2 separate regions of the Homo sapiens genome follow, and region 2 is linked to region 1. The links are chromatin loops, found by intact Hi-C in ENCODE. Cell type or tissue: PC-3. All regions are shown on one strand. Links, peaks and the distances in the headings refer to the core of each region. The heading gives the core; the rest is flanking DNA.

Region 1 (4,306 bases), core at 912-3,411:
ATGGGAACAGGGGAGCAAAACTAATCACTGTACATAAGATTTTCTTACATATGATACATAAACCAAAGTGAAATGATAGTTATACTTTTGCTATCACAAGACCTGTGGGCCAAAATCTATTTTATTCAATCTGTTCTTCTCTTCATTCAACTGGAAAACGATAAATAAGAATGGTAATAATAAAAGAGAGAAATCCCATAAAACAGATGAATATGGGAACAAGTAAATCTTCAGCACTACACCCTAAGAGGGCTCCGCCTCCTCTCTTTCATACTGACTTATCTCTCCTCTGCCAAATTTAAGGACACCTGTACTATTTTCTTCCCTTTAAAAGGGCTACCATAGTAATTTACATTAGCAAAACAACTGAACCAAACTTCGGTTCAATCCAGGGCCTCTTATATGAGAGCATCCTAATTCTATCTTAAAATTCTAATCAAAGCTATATATTTTATGAAATTTTTTGGTGGAATGGGTGATCTTAAGACATCTTTTTAATTTGCATATTGAAAAGTTGGGACGTGTAAGTAATCAAATATTTAAGTAATTAAAAATAAGACAACTTTCTTCTCCCTACTTAAGAGTTGGTTAAAAAAAATTCTTTAAAAAGATAAGGATTGATGGCTGAATGTTATCAACTACGAATGACAAGTATCTGATCATAAACACTGTACTTTTAGGGCAGTTCTCAGTGCCTTTCCTCCCCACTGTTCTCCTCTTGCCGTCGAGGTCTAAGCTTGGGAAATACATCCAACAATGCTAAGCACTGAGTAGGAAGGAGCATTTTGATATATGCTCATATATTACAGGCTACATATACACACCTCTGGGCTTAGCTCTTGGGTTTCTTAGTTAACAAGTGTGAATCTCCACTGTGTACTATAACAGGTAGCTATGCAACCTCTCAAGCTTCATTTTCCTCATCTCTAACATAGGCACAATAGTATCCCCACCTCACAGTGTGGCTGTGGGAATCAGTTGACATAACACATGAAACAATCAACACTGTGCCTGGCATTTAATAAACGGCCAATGACTTGTAACTATGTTTGCAGCAGCAGTTATAAAAACTTTTCTTCTAAAAGACAGCTTTACAATATCACCTGACAAATACAGAATTGACAGAGACTAATACTCTGCCAAAAAGAAAAATTATCTTTTAAAGTAATCCAAGTAAAATGTGTATGAAAAGACTTTGAATGTAGCCTGGCTTCTTGCCAGATGACTTTCAGCCTCCGCATTCACAACAAATACATTATTCTAAACAGCTTCAAGAAAGACCATGGACTTCTGAGTGACCTGTTGCAAGTCACTTACACTCTCTGAATCTCAGTCTCCTCACCCATAAAATGGGAGTAAGAATCTCCACACCATCAGAAGAGTACTGGGATTTTAGATATTAGCAAAAGGCCTAACAGTATCTTTCACATTAGGAGATAATTATTTTAAAGCAGATTGAATAACAGAAGTCATCAGAGGATTTACCCAAAGCAGGAAAGATTGTAAGAGAAAAATTTCCATGCTCTGTACTTCATTGTTCTCTTCTATGTAGCATTCTTGCCTTCTGTTGTACTCAAATGTGCTCCTCCTAAATGCTACAGAAGTTGATGATTTTATTTCATTCATCTCCATATCATCTTACAGCCCCTCCATCATCTTCCAAGTACATATCAGTGGCTTGTACAAAGACAGTAATAAACTGATGCTTGAAATGTCCAACTGCAGGAGAATTTTTACCTCACTATAATTTAGCCCCAGGAAAGTGGGACCTTCCTCCAGAAAGAGGAAGAGAAGAACAGAAATGTTTCCGGACTACAGATTATTTTTTTTAACCACCAGTGGGAAACATTTCAGAAACAATATTTTGCTTAGCTCACTTCATTCCCTTACTTTCAACTTAAGATAAGAGTGACATCTGAGAACAAAGCTTACCTATTTGCACCATTTCTTCATTACCAGCCTGGAAAGGAGGGGGAAAGCAAGAAAAAGAAAGTTACTGGGTTTCATCTTATCACCTTGTGAGTTTTATTTCTACCATTAATGGTTTCCAAGAGCTAACTAATCAGGAGATGCTAGAGACTGGGATTGGTGCCTAAAGCCTGCACCTTGGTTTGTAGAAGGTTCCATGAGCCAATTCCATAACAATTTGGGGAAGGGAGTTGTTTGCCCCTTTTCATTTTAATTTAACACTTATGAAGCCAGCAAAAATACATACAGACTCTCAATGCTCTCTTCTGAAATGTCGTACTGGGTCTGGATTAGAAAAGAAAGTATGAATTTAACAGGCCAAAATACACCTAACAGGGGGCCTGATTAATCAGATTTAAGGTCAGGAATCAACTAGACAATTCTCTACTTTTTACCCTATGGTCGTTCAGACCAGGCCGACCGGAGAAGCTACAAAAACTAACAGAGAAATTCTGTACCCAAAGTCCCATCGGCCCAGTGCTGATATGATTTACTACAAACAGCTCCCCTGGCGGAGCCTTCTCAAGGACTCTTCTGAGAGCATCGGGCTTCACCTTGAGCCTCCAAAGGGTTGGGGGCAGGGCCGAAAAGAAACAGAGCTGCACTCAACTTAGCTTTAAAAAGAGGAGGAGTTGTGCAGAGGGGGAGGGGAGAAGGCGGCCGGCGCCTGCAGCCTCTGCCCAGGAAAACGGAGGGCAGGAAACGTCTCCAGCCCCCCTCCCCAACTGTCAAATCCTAGCCCGGCCGTGGTACTCCCAGGACACGTGTCTACTGGATCTCTCCCTGTCCGGCCCAAGGACTTCCTGAAACCCCCGCCTCCGGCTGCCCGAAAAAACCGTGAGTCAGTTCGGAGGAGAGAAAGCTCCAGGAACCCGACTCTGGCGGCAGCAGCCAGAGCGCTGGGATCCCGGACCCAGCGTCCAGAACTTCATTCAAGCGCCCAGACCGCCCTCCAGAAAGGGGAAGCCCAGATGGCCCGGCGAGGATGGGAACTGGCTGCGGTTTGTCACTAGGAATTGTTACGAATGTCGCAGACTGGTGAAGCCCTAGGTGTGACAAGACTGGGCTCCCGGAGTGGGAGTCGTAACCTCCCGTGCAACTCAACCCTCTACCCCCAAAAGCCCGCACGCTGCGCCCAGCCCTCAAAACACCGTTTCTGAACGCAAAAGATAACAGGGAAGGGTGGGAGGAGAAGGAGGAAAGAGAGGAGGGTAGAGAGGGGAGGAACTTTTCGGGAAAAGGTTGGGTTTGAGTTTTTTTTTATTGTTATTATTTTCCACTTACTTGTCCATCAGCTGAAGTCCTAACCTCTACCAGAGCGGCTGCTATCAACCAAAGTGACAGGAGAACCATCACGAGTCGAGTTCACTTTCCAACTACTGGGCAAAGCAAATGCCCAGAGCAAACCCACCCCCCCCGCCCAAAATAAGTTTCTTTAAGAAAAAAAGGAAAAGGGAAAAAATGCGAAATAGAAAAAAATGATCTTCTGTGCTTTGCTTCAATGAAAATGAAATTTGAGCTCTGAGACTGGCCCCCTCTGCTCTGCAGTTTTTTCCACTTCACCTTCTCACCCCGTCCTCCCAACACAGAGTGTGCAGGAGCGAGAAGGTGCTGTAAGCGGGCACAGGCTAAGCCTGGGAGAGGGGGAAGGGACGAGGGGCTTTCCAACTATCTCTGCCCAAAGCAGCTTTTTCGAGGCTTTTCGAGCACCATTGGTCCCTAAGGTTAGCGCGGAGAATGCTTGGGTTCCCCGGAGCACAGCAGGGGGAAGTATTAGCGAGAGAGACGAGCGAGCGGGAGCGGGAGAAAGAGGCAGGGAGAGGGCGACTCCGCCGCACACGCAGAGGTGGGGGCGGGAGGAGCGAAGGGGAGGAGGAGAAGGCAGGCGGAGGAGGTGGGAGGAGTGGGCCGCTCGCCGGCTCCTGTTGCTCGCAGCGCGGCAGTCTGCTGGCTGCTGGCGACCCGCGGGGCGCTAATAAGGCGTCCGGAGCTCCCCGGACTGCCCCTCCCGCCGTGGCGCCCACGTCATGCGGGGCCCGAACCCGCGCCCCCCGCACCGTGTCAGGATTGGAGACCGCTCGGGGGCTGGTGTGGCCCGGGCTCGACCTCCCACCCTGGAGCCTCTCCTTCTCCGCCTAGGGCGAGAGGAGGGGAGGGTCCAGGGGCGCCACCGGTCCCGACTGGCGGGACGCGCGTTGAGTTAATTATAGGAAGGGGGAGGGTCCGAGGGCTGGTCCTGGGCTGTAGGAAATTCACCTCCTCCAACCTCCACTGTTCTCCCAGCCAGAGAATTCTCCCCGAAGAGAAGCCCTGGAACCTCCAGATCTTAACCACGCGG
Region 2 (4,306 bases), core at 1,182-3,681, 250 kb before region 1:
TCCTCACACCAATCTTATCAGATACATACTATCATTATCCACATATTACACATGAGAAAGTAGTCCAGAGAGATTAAATACGGTGCCCAAGTTTATATATTTAAAAAGCATCAGCTGGGCACAGTGGCTCACGCCTGTAATCCCAGAACTTTGGGAGGCCAAGGCGGGCAGATCACAAGGTCAAGGAGTTTGAGACTAGCCTGGCCAATATGGTAAAACCCCGTCTCTACTAAAAATACAAAAAAATTAGCTGGCGGTGGTGGTGCATGCCTGTAATCCCAGCTACTCGGGAGGCTGAGGCGGGAGAATTGCTTGAACTCAGGAGGCGGAGGTTGCAGTGAGCTGAGATTGCACCACTGCACTCCAGCCTGGGCGACAGAGTGAGACTCCGTCTCAAAAAAAAAAAAAAGAAAGCGTTAGATCCAGGACCTGACCCACTGTCCTGACCCCCATGGTATGCCATATGATTCTTTTACTAGACTATACCAGCACAATCCTTCCCTATGGTCACACATACATGGAATCCTGCCATCAAGCTAAAGAAAAGCAATAAATCTAAGGCTTAACAGTCATCTTCTCTGAAGGTCACAAAAAGCAGGGGATGCAAAGAACATGAAGATTTGAGCCTGGCAGCCTTGGTTTCAAAGTCCAGTTCCCCTGTTTACCAGCTGTGTGCCTTAAGCAAGTTGCTTAATCTCTAAGTCTTGGCTTTATCTTCTGTAAAATAAAAGTACATCAGCTCTCTGCTAGTCTGTCATGAGAATTAATTAAGACAATATATTTAAAGCATTTAGCTGTAGCACACAGCAACACAATGAACACAAAATAACTGCTAGATATTATTATACTTGCACCAGTGAGTCTGTAAATCTCACCAAGCAGGAGCTACACAAATAGATTTCGAGCTGCAAAATCTACATCAACTGTGAGCAACATACCGCGGTGCACATTTTATAGCCAACACCAAAATCAAAACGACATTGCTCATCCATAGAATAATTGATTCCAGGAAGTTCTGGGAGTTTAGGCCAATCATGATCAAAAGGGTCATCAAGGAGACAGTCATAGGAACTGTAGGAAGAAAAATATTGCATGTAGTTAAATGTTCACTTAAAAAAATCATGTCCTGATTTAAAAAAAAGTAGTCTTAGCTTATATACTTTAGAATTTCATCCCAGATCATACAGCAAATTTGCAAAAACATGTATTTAAGGTTTTGGTTTTGGTTCCATTTAGAAAAAGACTCTTTACCTGTATTCATGCCAGGAAAGTAAACCAAGCATGACTTAGGAATGTAGTAGAGCCACGATTATTTGAGTCACTAATTAAACCACCACATGGTGTGGTAGGGCACATCCTGACACCTATACTGTAGAGCACAGCTCGTATCATATGCAGAAACCACATGACCATCCTCCCCCCATCCTCAAGTTTGACCATTAATCAAAGATTCGATAACAATTTACTAAAGGAAAATTACATTACAGTTAAAAGTTTACTTATATTCTAGACTTATGGCTTCAAGTATTGTGACTCCATGATAAAATTTTTGTGCTGAATGTTCTAAGTCATAAGAAAATGTTTATCAGTAATAGTTTTCATTTACTGGGAATTTTGCTATGATCAAGTCCTAAGAGTCAGTTTCATGTCTGTAGGCTATAAAATAAATACTTTCATGACATGCAGCAGGGGACATACTGGATATATCTTTTCAGTTCTTGACCACTGCATCGGGACCAGTGGTAACGATGGAATGCTGCTTGTACCAAGGGAGCCATGACACTTCCCATAGCAGTCTCATCACCACACCTGTTGCCTTGTCCATCATGCTCCATTCCCAACCTAGAACACAAAGAGACCTCAGTGGTAAGAATCAGGGGCTACTGCCTTCACTTAATTTTGGTTTTGAAAATAAGCCCTGGGAAATAACGTATTTTTGAGTCAACGTGGCTTTCTTGAAGAAGTCACAGAAACGGAAATTGACAGCAATCTGACAGAAATGCCTTTCTTATTCTATAGCTCTGAAAACCACAGGAGTGCCTCTGCAAGCCAGTCACTCATTTAGTTTCCGTGCATGACCTCTTCTCTGTTTGCAGCTCTTCACACTTGGCAAAAGACAAGAATTGTATGCTGGCATGCATTCTGCCCAAAGAGGAAACAATACTGGGAGAAGCAGGAAAGAAAAGATCTTTTTTTGGCTTTATAGCTGTCAGCAGTGACTTACACATGGCCCGTTTCATGGGCTACTACAAAAGCAGATGAAAAACCATCCTCATGATTCAGGGTACAACTTCTCACTGGATGACACATGCCGGTGACTGGAGCATATCCTGTAGAGAATAACAATTACTTTTATTTTCATTTTATGAGAAAACCCATTAAGAATTACAACTGGACTTTTGCCTAGGGGGAAAAAAGTAAAAGCCTTTCAGGAAACAGGGGTAGCATTATTTCCCTACTAGCATTGTGTCACATTCTCTTGGGAAAGCCACAGGTAATGTTCTCTAAAAAGGTTCACTGGGTCTGCATTTTCTCCTTTCCTAAGGGAAGGAATGGCCTGGGGTTACCATTTTCTTCTGCCCACCAGCTAAGCCCTGCCTTTCTGTTTTAGTAAATGGTCCTTCATATCGTGGTACTGATGAAGGAAGCCAGAAATTCCATCAATGTTAAAAAGAAAATCATCAGTCTCCTTCTTCCAAAGTCCACATCAGAATTTATTAGATAAATGTAAGCTGACTTTGGAAGAAAGCTCTTTGGCAGCAGTCATTTCTCATGGCATCTCTTTTCTCATTCCAAACAGTTAGTGGAAATCACACTGCATTTTACAGCACCCCCTCCATGCCCCAAATGCACAATCACTATTTTAAAAGCAAGTATAATTTACGATGGTATTTAAGTGGCATTTAACATTGAGAACTCCACATAAGTCACTGTAAGCAAAAGAAAGAAAATGTATGCTTGGCCGGTGTGTGGTGGAAAGCAGTGGTGGAGAGCAGAACATTTGAACAGACTGCCTGATTTAGGATTACTTTTTAAAAGTCATGCCCTCAAGTATTTCTTCTACATATTGACAGCAATACCTTGCATTCCAGCAGGTCCAAAGTCTTGCCTGGTTAAAAAAATTGCATGGTCATGGTGTTCAGAGTGGTTGAGATCAGATCTTTGCTGTTGGGACGCCCAGCGACACACATTCTCCAAGCTTCTGGATGGGTTTCCCCTTTCTATGAGGCTGATGGACTAAGTGAAAACAATATGTTAAAGACACACCTGACAATTTCCCAAAGGCTTCGTTTGATAATTTCCTCTGAAGCTGAATTTGGGATTAAAGTATTTAAACAATGATTCAATAATATTTGGGGCTTATTCTGATATTTGCTTTGATTTGTGACTTCTAAATGCCCATGAAGGATATTTTAATAATAATCAATTTTACCTGTGTGAAAGTCAAATGATACCATTTATGAGAATGGTTTTGTTATATTTGAGACAGAATCTCACAATTTTACCTGTGGGAAAGTCAAATTATACCATTTATGAGAATGGTTTTGTTTTGTTTGAGACAGAATCTCACTCTCTCACCCAGGCTGAAGTGCAGTGGCACCATCTGGACTCACTGCAACCTCTGCCTCTCGGGTTCAAGCAATTCTCATGCCTCAGCCTCCTGAGTAGCTGGGATTACAGGCGCCCACCACCATTCCTGGCTTTTTTTTTGTTTTTTTTTGTATTTTTAGTAGAGATGGGGTTTCACCATGTTGGCCAGGCTGGTCACAAACTCCTGACCTCAAATGATCTTCCTGCCTCAGCCTCCCAAAGCATGGGAATGTTTGATACTGAGATTTGCTATTGTGAGGCAACTTAACATTAATCATTTAGGTAATAATTTTAGTAGTCTAAATAATTTCTGATTTGGCTTAGATTTCAGTTTCATAGAATTAAGAACAAAAACATTGAGAAAGATTCTGGCATGTTTTTCCAGAGATGTGAAGGTATAAAATCTTAGTTAAGATTTTTGTTTATTTTTTACGATCCAGAATTAATCAACATGTGGGGAGAATATGAATTCTTCCATGAGTTGACAAGGCTGATGAAATCTTAGTCTATGGAGAACCATCAAATTATATTAACTTTACACTAAAAAACAAAAACAAAAACTCCCATTTTTTTTTTAACTTCATGCTACTGAAGAGGGGTGGACTCTTCCAGTTCTGATATAAGAAAATAAGTTCTTTGAATGTTGCTACCATCACATTAGGGTCAGGAGTTAAAAGTTCAGGGGGGAAAAGGGCCCAACCTTCAAGAACTCACT

Evidence for each region. Peaks named below come from ENCODE experiments on the same cell type or tissue, not always from the same donor. Only the 100,000 strongest peaks of a DNase experiment are listed, where the experiment ranks them.
Region 2: it touches region 1 in a loop (12-fold over the local background); 5 of 110 quality-filtered maps call a loop at or near these places.

What each region holds. Positions count from the first base shown.
Region 1 is chr4:72,565,442-72,569,747 of GRCh38, forward strand. It overlaps ADAMTS3 (ADAM metallopeptidase with thrombospondin type 1 motif 3), which reads right to left and starts at 3,780. Exons shown (of 22, transcript NM_014243.3): 1 at 3,253-3,780; 2 at 1,933-1,960. The coding sequence starts at 3,321. In PC-3, for the core only: a CTCF peak has its summit at 2,465; a DNase peak (open chromatin) is centred at 2,630; H3K4me3 peaks cover 2,018 bases; H3K27ac peaks cover 1,329 bases.
Region 2 is chr4:72,317,634-72,321,939 of GRCh38, forward strand. ADAMTS3 (ADAM metallopeptidase with thrombospondin type 1 motif 3) reads right to left here. Exons shown (of 22, transcript NM_014243.3): 7 at 3,081-3,237; 8 at 2,225-2,330; 9 at 1,699-1,842; 10 at 939-1,071. Among named protein-coding and RNA genes, the nearest start is that of ADAMTS3, 250 kb to the right of the region's middle. In PC-3, for the core only: no CTCF peak of the experiment used is centred there; DNase peaks (open chromatin) are centred at 1,318 and 2,208; H3K4me3 peaks cover 1,572 bases; H3K27ac peaks cover 2,367 bases.